2 separate regions of the Homo sapiens genome follow, and region 1 is linked to region 2. Evidence: chromatin loops called from intact Hi-C (ENCODE). Cell type or tissue: Caco-2. All regions are shown on one strand. Each heading gives the region's core, and the rest is flanking DNA. Links, peaks and the distances in the headings are about the cores only. Region 1 overlaps PGCKA1 (PDCD10 and GCKIII kinases associated 1). Region 2 has its middle 89 kb from the start of RELL1.

The links. Peaks named below come from ENCODE experiments on the same cell type or tissue, not always from the same donor. Only the 100,000 strongest peaks of a DNase experiment are listed, where the experiment ranks them.
Region 1: a loop joins it to region 2, with 6 times the contacts of the local background. A loop is called at or near these places in 1 of 110 quality-filtered maps.

Annotation. Positions count from the first base shown.
Region 1 is chr4:37,539,544-37,544,928 of GRCh38, forward strand. The region is part of intron 1 of PGCKA1 (PDCD10 and GCKIII kinases associated 1); the gene reads left to right. Among named protein-coding and RNA genes, the nearest start is that of PGCKA1, 88 kb to the left of the region's middle. RefSeq lists an enhancer at 1-382. In Caco-2, for the core only: no CTCF peak of the experiment used is centred there; a DNase peak (open chromatin) is centred at 2,598.
Region 2 is chr4:37,594,402-37,599,786 of GRCh38, forward strand. It overlaps a transcript of RELL1 not described here. Among named protein-coding and RNA genes, the nearest start is that of RELL1, 89 kb to the right of the region's middle. In Caco-2, for the core only: no CTCF peak of the experiment used is centred there; DNase peaks (open chromatin) are centred at 2,730 and 5,120.

The DNA.
Region 1 (5,385 bases), core at 177-5,176, 55 kb before region 2:
CTCCAGAGGCTGAGGCAGGAGAATGGCTTGAACCTGGGAGGCAGAGGTTGCATTGAGCTGAGATTATGCCACTGCACTCCAGCCTGGGCGACAGAGCAAGACTCCGTCTCAAAATAAGAATAAACATAAACCCTGTGTCGCATTCACTGGCTCCAGGTCTCTTCTTCAGCCTCTCGGACCTGCTGCCATCCTCACTGGAATTAATGGGGAATTGGCATGACAATCACTCTTGGAATAATTTGCAAGAATTTAAAACAATTATTATGAACATTGTGTATTTTCATGGAAAAGGCCAGAGACGTGATGCTAAGTGAAAAAAATGGGACATGTTGTAAAATGATCAAAACAGGGTATTTAGCATATGCAACAGCACGCATTTATCATTTCTTTATCATAAGAACATTCAAAAGCCTCTCTTCTAAATATTTTATAAGATACTACACCTTACTGTTACTAAATGTGAAAAAAATAAAAATTAAAAACCACACAAGAAAAAGAAGTGGGACACGAAGTTGTATGTGTATTGTATAGAATTTGTATGCAGATGGACATAAACCCTTGAAAAAATTTGCATACATAACACACGGTTCAGCTGCACTGATTATGGTTGACCTTTTTTCCTCTCTTTTTCCAAGTTTTGTGCACTTATATGTATTTGTGCATGCGTGCATAATTATATATGTTTTAATGTAGAGTGTATAAATCACATTATGTATATGCAAACATATATAACATTTTTAATGAACAAAGGTCTTTAAGCATTTGGAAAAGACCAGATCTGAGCAGAGCGAGTGCAAAAAGAAAGTTTTTGTACTTTAAAAACTACTTAGAATTTGGCATAAACTAAGGACTAAGCTTTAACGTTAATCGATAAATGAGTGAATCTTACATTCTATCCCGAATATGATTGTGCTTTAGTGAAGTAACTAGGATTTTTCTTTTTTCTGTGGAGATTCTAGATATAAATCACGGTTTTGTTTCTTTGGTTTAAATTACATTCCTCTTTGATCATTACTTCACACAATGAAAAGATATTTCCTTGTGCAAAGTAGTGGTTAACTTCTCATAACCTCTGACAACAAAGAGCCCCTGTGTGAGGACACAGGAATTCCTCTTGGGATACAGGGAAGGCCCCCAGCTGAATCGTATCCAAGGAAGATGTTGCAAAGCTTGCAAAGCTTGTTCAGAAAAAGGAGCCCAGCTTGAGCTCTTTGCTTTCTATTCAGATATTGGCCCCATGTAGAGGTGGGGGTGGGAGTTGGGGGGAACCCATCAAAGAGAAATGGGAAACAAACCTGACTGCATTTACAGATTACAAGGAAAAGTTAATTCTTGCAACCAGTGTTAGAGCCAACTCAGGCTTATTATATTTAGAATTTAACTCCACTTGGAAAAAAACCCCTTTTTTTTTTTTCCTTTCATGGAAGTTAAAGAAGGTAACACAAACAGCCCGTCCACTCTGTGGTGTAAACTCTGAAGTAAAAAACACCTGTCTGCAGAGAAGTCCCAGGCTGGCTGAGTTCACCTTGACTAGCTCTATTTTTCCCCACCAGTGAGTCCAGCATGTTCCCACCAGTTATTATTATGAACTGAAATCTCGCAGAGTCAGGCATTTGGCATGGTATTCACGGCCTCTCCCCACCTAACCCCAGCCCATCCTAGTGGATTTATCTCCCATCATGCTTCCTTTTCCACCACCCACAAACCTTCCCTTCCTCCCATGCTTTAACTCCCCACCCCCAACCTTGTTGGGAGGACTTATAGAACGATATAAAGCACCCACAAGTGGGTCTGGCATGTCCAGGCTTTCAGTAAATGCTGGTGCCCTTTTCCCTTCTTCTCTTTCCCTTTGCACAAAAAGTCTTCCTATTAGAGGTACTTAAGTCTTGGGACAATGATAGACCCTTTAACAGGGTGGTGATGAGCAGAAATGAGCGAGGAGGAGAGTCTGCCCTCTCCGCCCTCTACCAGCCCCTCTTAGGGGCCTCCCTCTACCAGCCTACTCATCAAATGCTGCACATTAATAACAATTAGCCACATGGCCGCTGCCATTTTTGTGCTTCTGCCACCAGCTTTTCCTGGTTCATGCATTATGTGTACACCTCATGTGAAGGAACGAAGGAACAGAGAGGTTTTGAGATTTTTCTTGAGGCCACACAGCTTATAAGTAGTGGAGCCGATTCAAATTCAGGAGTTTCTGGCTCTAGAGCTCACCCCTCTTTTCCACTTGTGCTGAACTCCTATTAACCTCAATAGGGAAGGCACCAAGTTCAAGAGGCCGAAAAAGACATCTAGAGCCAGGAAATGAGACATGGGGCTTATTTGGGGCCTACATACAGAGGAGAGAGTCCAGTGGCGGCAGGCTGGACAATATAACCACATTGCCCAGTGGTAGCGGACTAGGCAACTTGCAAACAGCATGCACTCTATACAGCATTTTCACTTACCCTCCCCTTAATAACCTCCACCTGGCAACCTTCATTTAACCCAAAACTCAGGTCTCAATCCCCTGTACAGCGCATCTTCCATTGGACAGGCCGGGTCTCAGATGTTTATCATAGATAAGGAAGGAATCTCTGAGGTGGTCACTCCTGGATTCCCTAGCTCAGAACACACATTCAGGTGCATCTGTCATTCAGGGTCATTCTAAGGGCATACTTAAATTATTACCACCAGGTGCATTTACCCTGCACCACTATGCAAAAGTGTCTTCCCAAAGACTCACCGACTTTTGGTCACCAGCAGCATTTGTCCCCAACACCTGTGGGTGCTCAAACCGTATCAGGAGAAGAAATACCCCCTCCTAGTTCAGGGGTGGCTCCACTTGAAAAATAACATTCTACAAAGTAAAAATTCCATTCCATGTACAGATAAATTGCACGGATAAATATCAAGCAAGAATCTATTTGCTAACAGACCACGGAATGTTGTCCTTCGGGTGTTTAATGTTGTACTTGAATATGCTGTAAAAAACGCCATTTAAGAACGTGTAGATCAGCACTATCCAATAGAACTTTCTGTAATGAGGAACATGTTCTATGTCCATACTGTACAATACAGTAGCCACTAGCCACATGTGGCTTTTGAGCACTTGAAGTATGGCTCATTAGTGTAACCAAGGAGCTGAAATTTTAATGTATTTAATTTTAAGTAATTTAGGTAGCCATATGTCGTTAGTATTTACCATTTTGACTGTGCAGCTCCAGAATATTCAGAAAGATTGGTTGTAGGACACCACCCCAACTCCATTTTCATAGTGTTTTGCCTATAATCTCTATTATATCATTGCATCTAATTGCTTAGGTGCACCCACCCCACTAAATTATAAGCTTGATGTCTTATTCATCTGGGCTGTGATCCCTACTAGCATATGGTCTGGCCCGCAGCACTAGATGTTTAATAATTAATGCAAGTTAAATAAATGGATGTGAACTGGCTCATTCAGAAGCCAGATTCCTACTGCTTGCTATCATCTAATTCACTCTTTCTCATGACTTTCTCTTATGACTAGACTGGTCCCCAAATCTCCAGGTCAAGCCCAGTCTGCTCACCTGTAAGCACATTTTTCTTTTCTCAAACGAAATCGCTCTTTTAAGTGATTGTTTTGGTATTTGCCTCTTTCTCTCTAAATGCATACTTCTATTACTATTTCTTTGGTGGGTTTTTTTCCATAATAGGCATCATCTTCCACAGTGGAAGAAGCTACCACCTCCAGCCCTACCATACATAAGGAATGCCACCATTCTCCACTGAACCCCCTGCCTTTAATTTGGGTTAGAGGAATTTTATAACTGTGTAAATACTTTTGAAAGCTAAACCAGGGAGTGGATTACCATTATATTTCCTTTTCTGTACAGTGTTTTTCTGCAGGTAGCAAAGGGCTTGTTTCTCATTTATTGAATGTTCTGTATACCTACCACTGATTCAACCTCAAATTATTTCCATGTTGTATAAATCTTTATCTTTGGGACACTTTAGTTATTCTGTTCATTTCATCTCTTGAAAGAAGGCTGCCTGGCTGGGCGCGGTGGCTCACACCTATAATCCCAGCACTTTGGGAGGCCGAGGCAGGCGGATCACGAGGTCAGGAGATTGAGACCACGGTGAAACCCATCTCTACTGAAAAAAAAAATACAAAAAATTAGCCGGGCGTGGTGGCGGGCGCCTGTAGTCCCAGCTACTCGGGAGGCTGAGGCAGGAGAATGGCGTGAACCCAGGAGGCAGAGCTTGCAGTGAGCCGAGATAGCGCCACTGCACTCCAGCCTGGGCGACAGAGCAAGACTCCGTCTCAAAAAAAAAAAAGAAGGCTGCTAGAGCCTTCTTAGCTTCTCCAATCTGAACAAGCTGTGCCCTCTCTTGTATACACTGGAGGCATTCTGGGATCTCCCATCACCATCATCCTTGGTAATACTTTTGCCTCTCTTCTGTGTTTAATGCCCTATTTTATCTATCCCTTGTCATTCCCTCTTGGTTTACTCCCTCACTTGTTTTTTACATCTTCTAGTAACTTCTGATAGCCTGAGAAAAGATATATGGATGATAAACGTTTTGAGACCTTTCATATCTGAAAATGTCTTTATCCTACCCTCTCACTTAATTGGTAGTTTGGCCAGATTTAGAATTATTTGTGTGTATATATGTTTAAGAAGTCCAAAATCATGCTGATGCCCAGCTCTTTGTATATCATTGAGTTTTTTTTGTTTTATGTTTCCCTGGGAGGCTACTGGATCTTTACTTTTATCCTACTTCTGAAATATCTCAGTGATGTATGTTGATTTTGATTCTATTTTTAACCATTTCACTGGGCAGTTGGTGAGTCCTTTCAATCCAGAAACTCATGTCCTTCAATTACGTAAAATTTTCTCAAATTATTTTGTGACGAATTCCTTCCCTTCTTTTGTTTATTCTCTCTTCCTGCAACTCCTATTATTTGGATACTGGATGTCCTGGATTGGTCTTCTAATTTTTTTTTATCTTTTTTATTCAATTTTAAATGACTTTATCTCTTTTGCTAATTTATGTGAGATTTCTTCACCTTTTTCTTCTAGATTCTCTGTTGAAATAGTTATTTTTGCTCTTTTGTTTTAATTTCAAGGAGCTGTTTTTTTTGTTCTCTGATTAAAAAAAAACATAGCTTTCAGTTTGGGGGAACAAGTAACATGATGAGGATGTTATTGTCAGTGGCTTGGGGTTTGGGTTGGGGGTTGGTTTTTTGTTTGTTTGTTGTTTTGGATTTTCTTTTTTCTATTCTTTGTTTCCTCCAAGTGCTTTTTGTTGGTTGCTTGGTTCTTTTTTGTTTTTTTTTCTGTTTTTTGTTTTTTTGTTTTTTTTGAGATGGAGTTTTGCTCTTGTTGCGCAGGCTGGAGTGCAATGGTATGATCTTGG
Region 2 (5,385 bases), core at 281-5,280:
CTAACTGTGATTAGGGGCAGACTTCACAGTTCCCCATGAACCTTAGGCAATTGCATCACGTGGATATTTACCATGTTAAATCCTGATTTTGAATTAAGATTATTTTATGTATATATTACATATAGGTTTCTTGAGCTAAGAAGTTAGATTTAACTTTTTACTGGGGGAAAATGAACTATCATATAAATATGAAATTAAATTTTTTCCCCTCATTGCCAAAGCAGATGTAGTGAATAGTTATAACTGGAAAAACCAGATACCCAAAAAAACGAAGAGAATTTTAGGTTTCTTACATAGCACATGCCCATCTGTCCATGCTCAGTAAGTGCTGGCCATTCGTCATTTTCCTCCCTCTGCCCCGCTCTGTCTCTCTGATTCTCTTCTCTTCCTACCTCTCCCATCCGTACCTCCAAGCAGGAGGCCTTAGAAAGAATGAATGAGACACCAGATGCAAGTGCAAGTGCAAAGATCTCCTGACTTCCCTGGTTTGGTCGTCTGTGTGCAACCATGCAGCAGATAGAGCACAGTCACTACTGCAGCACAGGATATAGCCTCCTTTCCTGGACTTGGACTTAACTCTTCATCAAGGGCACTGCTTTTCACACAACCAGGCTTTATGACGAAAACGTAGAAATTAATTGCTTTCTGGTCTTGTTTCATTTTTTTTCTCTAGATTAAACCTCATGCATTTTTAAATCCTCTATTTTGGAGTTGGTGACAAACACAGACAAGCTGACATCTGTTTTTCATGGTAAATCCTTTCCCTGTTAACTAATAGAACAATAAGTCATTCATTTATAGATTTACTAAATTTGTAAGTTTCTCATATGTATCAGGTTATACAAACCACACCTAAGTGGTCTGCTAACTTCTGAAGCACTCCCAGCCACTTTAAGAAACATTTTATGCAAGTCAATGTGTTGATCGTAGATGATGCTTACCTGCACATTTAGTCACTTGGAGTCAACTATTAGCAATTTTTTTCAACTGAAATATCTGTACTAAAAAAATGCGTTTGGCCTGAGATCTAAGTTAGTGTACGGCACAAGGGGGGAACTCAATACATATTTGTTGATTGAAAGAATACATAAAAGAAGTCTGGAGTTAGTGATCTTTTCCCGGTCTGGTTGGGGAGATATCATGCAGGTAGCCAGGATTGTGCTGGATTGTGACATGGTGTAATAAAGGTATACATGGTGTAATAAAGGATGTGGGAGCACAAATCCATAGGAATTTGAGAGTTTAGGAATTGTATTTATTATTCAGGCCCTTCACTCTCAGACTACCCTGCTCTATTTGAATAATGAGGCTTGTGGTGGTCTGTGGAAAAGTGGACAGAGTAGAATTTGGGCAGCTGCTGAAGGTTTGGTCTCTAGAATGAGTCCACGTTACCCTAAGGACGGTAATCCCAAATTGAGACAAAAACTTTAAGAAAACCAATGTTTGGGGCCAAGCAATGGGGAGCTTGGCCGACCTCGTTTTTTAGTGATTTTGAACTCAATCTTTAAAATCCTGGAAGAGAAGGAAAAAAAGGGTGTATATTCGTGTAATGACATCCAGATCTCACCGTTCTCTTGGCTCCTAGTGATGGGGGAAAAAAGGTGCGCCCAGGGTTGACCCTTCAGTAACACCTGCAGCCATGCGTCATGACCTCCAGGTGTTCAGAGGCCCTGCCCATGTGACACGTGCCTGGTACTTCCCATACATGTGCCTCTTTAATCCTAATAAACCTGGGGTGAAATCCGGCTGTGCCTCTTGCTCGCTGTGTGACCTTTTGACTTTAAGTTCCTTAACGTTTCTGAGCCTCACTTTTCTCATCTGTGAAATGGGGATCATTCCTATTTCTAAGAATTGAAAGCGCACATTCTCAAACTTCAGTGTGCCCCTGAGGCATGTGGTGTGCTTGTTTAAAAGGCAGATTTCTGGACCTACCTCTAGGAATTCAGACTTAGGAGGTCTTGAGTGGGGTCCTGGCATCTACATCGTTTTTGTAAGTAATTCTCCGCACTTGGAGAAACACATAAGACTCCAGCAGGGATTGCCACACCTTTTTTTTATCTTGCACCAGTTATCAGTAAAAAGTACTGCACACACCCTTAATATAAGCACTTTTACAACCATACTGTCTTCTAATATGTTATATGGTTTACAGTATTTAGCAATACTAAGATGAAGTAACAACATATCAGAGCATTAATATTTTTTTCACTCCCCTGGGGTATGTGAAACCTACTTTGGAAACCACTGGTTTAGAAGATCAAATGAACTAGTATATATAAAAGCTCTCTGTAAATAGACAAAACTGGGCATATATATATATATATATATATATATATTTTTTTTTTTTTTTTTTTTTTTTTTTTTGAGATGGAGATTCATTCTTGTTGCCCAGGCTGGAGTGCAATGGCACGATCTTGGCTCACTGCAACCTCTGCCTCCTGGGTTCAAGCGATTCTCCTGCCTCAGCCTCCCACGTAGCTGGAATTACAGGCACGCGCCACCACGCCCAGCTAATTCTGTATTTTTACTGGAGACAGGGTTTTGCCATGTTGGTCAGGCTGGTCTCGAACTCCCCACCTCAGGTGATCTGCCCACCTTGACCTCCCAAAGTGCTGGGATTACAGGCGTGAGTCACCGCGCCCAGCCCGGGCCAATATTTTTGAAAGCACATAGAGCATACACATGAGTGTGGACCACGCACTTATAATATAAGCCCACTTGCAAATCCAGTCAACACCACTGACCTGCAACTCTTCCTCCTCACCTGTGCTGCCCTCTGAGCCTTGTTCCTAGGAGACTTCTGTATTTACTGCCTTTAAGCATTTTGGAATAGTTAATACAGAACTAAGGGAAAATATGACCTAGAGACCAAAAGGCAGACAAAGAATTTTACTTATCTCCCTAATCAAAACTACACATTCCAAACTAAAATGAGTGAGGCCTTTGAGGAACAGGCTAATTAGAATACTTGTTTAGTCAGAATCTGGCTACTTTGAAAGCACAACAATGCAATTTCTCTTGACATAAGTTACCAACTTAAAATCCCACACAAAAAAATCCATTTCTAGGTCCAACTCATTCTTTTCCATTCTCCAAAATATTCCTAAAGCTATGGAGAAAGGTAAACCTCAGAATTTACATAAATCAGGAAGAGTTCACAGGCCACAGAAGGTCCATAGCCTCTACTCATCAGCCGACGTGCTGCTCTCTCTGTCTTAGATGTTGATGCTTAGAAAGGAAACAAAAGCTTTAAATTACCAATTTCTGAAGACACAAGATCTAAGGTCCAAGGTTTTCATGGCATCAGCCATAAGCCGGGTGACAAACCATCAAGGACTGTTGTGGTTTTTAAATTAAAATTTACAGGGGCTGGGTGCCGTGGCTCATGCCTGTAATCCCAGCACTTTGGGAGGCCGAGGCAGGCGGATCACTTGAGGTCAGGAGTTCAAGACCAGCCGGGCCAAAATGGCGAAACCCTGTCTCTACTAAAAATAAAAAAATTAGCCAGGGCTGGTGGTGCTCGCCTGTAATCCCAGCTACTTGGGAGGCTGAGGCAGGAGAATTGCTTGAACCCAGGAGGCAGAGGTTGCAGTGAGCTGAGATCGTGCTGGTGCACTCCAGCCTACATATATATATACACATATATATAAAATGATATGTAATATATATATATCATAATATATATATATATATAACTCCTCCTATAGCTACTTTTCTGCAAATAACTGCATTAGTCATGAGTTCTTTTTGTTGGTTTTGTTGGTTGGCTGCAAATGACAGAAACCCAAACTAGATAACAAAAGAATTTCCTTGAATGTTCTGTTCTGGGAAACAAAGTGCAACTCTGTCTCAAAAAAAAAAAAAAAAAAAAAAAAAAAAAAAAGTTTATAGGAAGAAAATATATAGAGAAAAAATCTGCAAAGACATTACTTCAAAATAATTTGCCAAATATTAACGTAGAAATTGTATTCAGTAATTAATTTCTGGGAGCCAACAAGTTATGGGTTTTGGTATTTTGTTGTTGTTTTTAGTATTTTTATAGGTATGACTATAGCTTAACATTTTCAGTACTGCTATGTGTTAAGCACCAAATGCAGTCAGCCTTGTTCTAAGTACTGCACGTGAATCATCTCACTGAAGTCTACCGTGACGCCATGAGCTATAGGTATGATTGTCCCCATTTCACACATGGGAAAATGGAGGCTCAAACAGCTAAATAACTCATCCAGAATCACACAACCAGACAGTGGCAGAATCTCAACTGAACCCAGACTGAACAACAAACCGGTGCTTTTTTTTTTGAGATGGAGTCTCGCTCTGTCACCCAGGCTGGAGTGCAGTGGTGTGATCTCAGCTCACTATAACCTCTGCCTCCCAGCTTCAAGCGATTCTCCTGTCTCAGCCTCCCGAGTAGCTGGGATTACAAGCGTGCACCACCATGCCCAGCTAGTTTTTTGTATTTTAGTAGAGACAAGGTTTCACCGTGTTGCCCAGGCTGGTCTCGAACTCCTGAGCTCAGGCAATCCACCCACCTCACCCTCCCAAAGTGCTAGGATTACAGGCGTGAGCCACCGCGCCTGGCCCAAACCTGTGCTTTTAAAGGTGACATAATATGCCTCTCTGTGGCAACATCCATGTTGCCATTAGACAAAGATAAGGGCTGAATCAAAATGTGAGACAACCCAATTTTGTATATGTAAAATTGTATGTATTGTCAATTGGGATTAAAAGGGGGTTTTGTTCTGGTTCTAAGGAAGATTGTAATAAAGAATAGAAAAGTTAGTCAAGGCCTTGTAACCATAATAGGTCTGCTGCCCAACGTGCCGCAAGTCAATAGCTGAGACACGGGGTTGCCGCAGAGCAAGAGGTTTAATGGGAGGGCCGCTGAACGAGGAGATGGAAGGAAACCTCAAATCTGTCTCCCTGAGGAGTTTGGGGCTAGGCATTTTAAAGGGTTTGGAGTAAGCCTAAGTGTGGTGATAGTTGATTGGTCGAAGAGTACAGGGTGAAGTCATGGGACAGGGTGATGAAGAAACTGTATTCTCATGCTGATCCCATTTGTCTGGGTGGGTTGGCTGTCAGCTGTTTCACTGGAATTTGGGGGAAAACACCTTAAGCAATTCTAACAAAAGCTTTATGATTCTAATGTCAGAAATCCTATCTATAGGAACAATGGGGATGCACATGGCCAGGATCTAGTGCTACTACAGGACTTTTGGTGACAAGGAAGTGGGCCAAAGTACAGCCTGATTAATGCTTAATCCAGAATTCTTGTTAACCCTGTGAGGACAGCTTCAGCTTTATCTGTAAAATCTCTGAGACTGTCTACTGTCAATGGTATTTTTGCGGCAATCGTAAGACCATGAATTTCCTTTCCCTACAAAG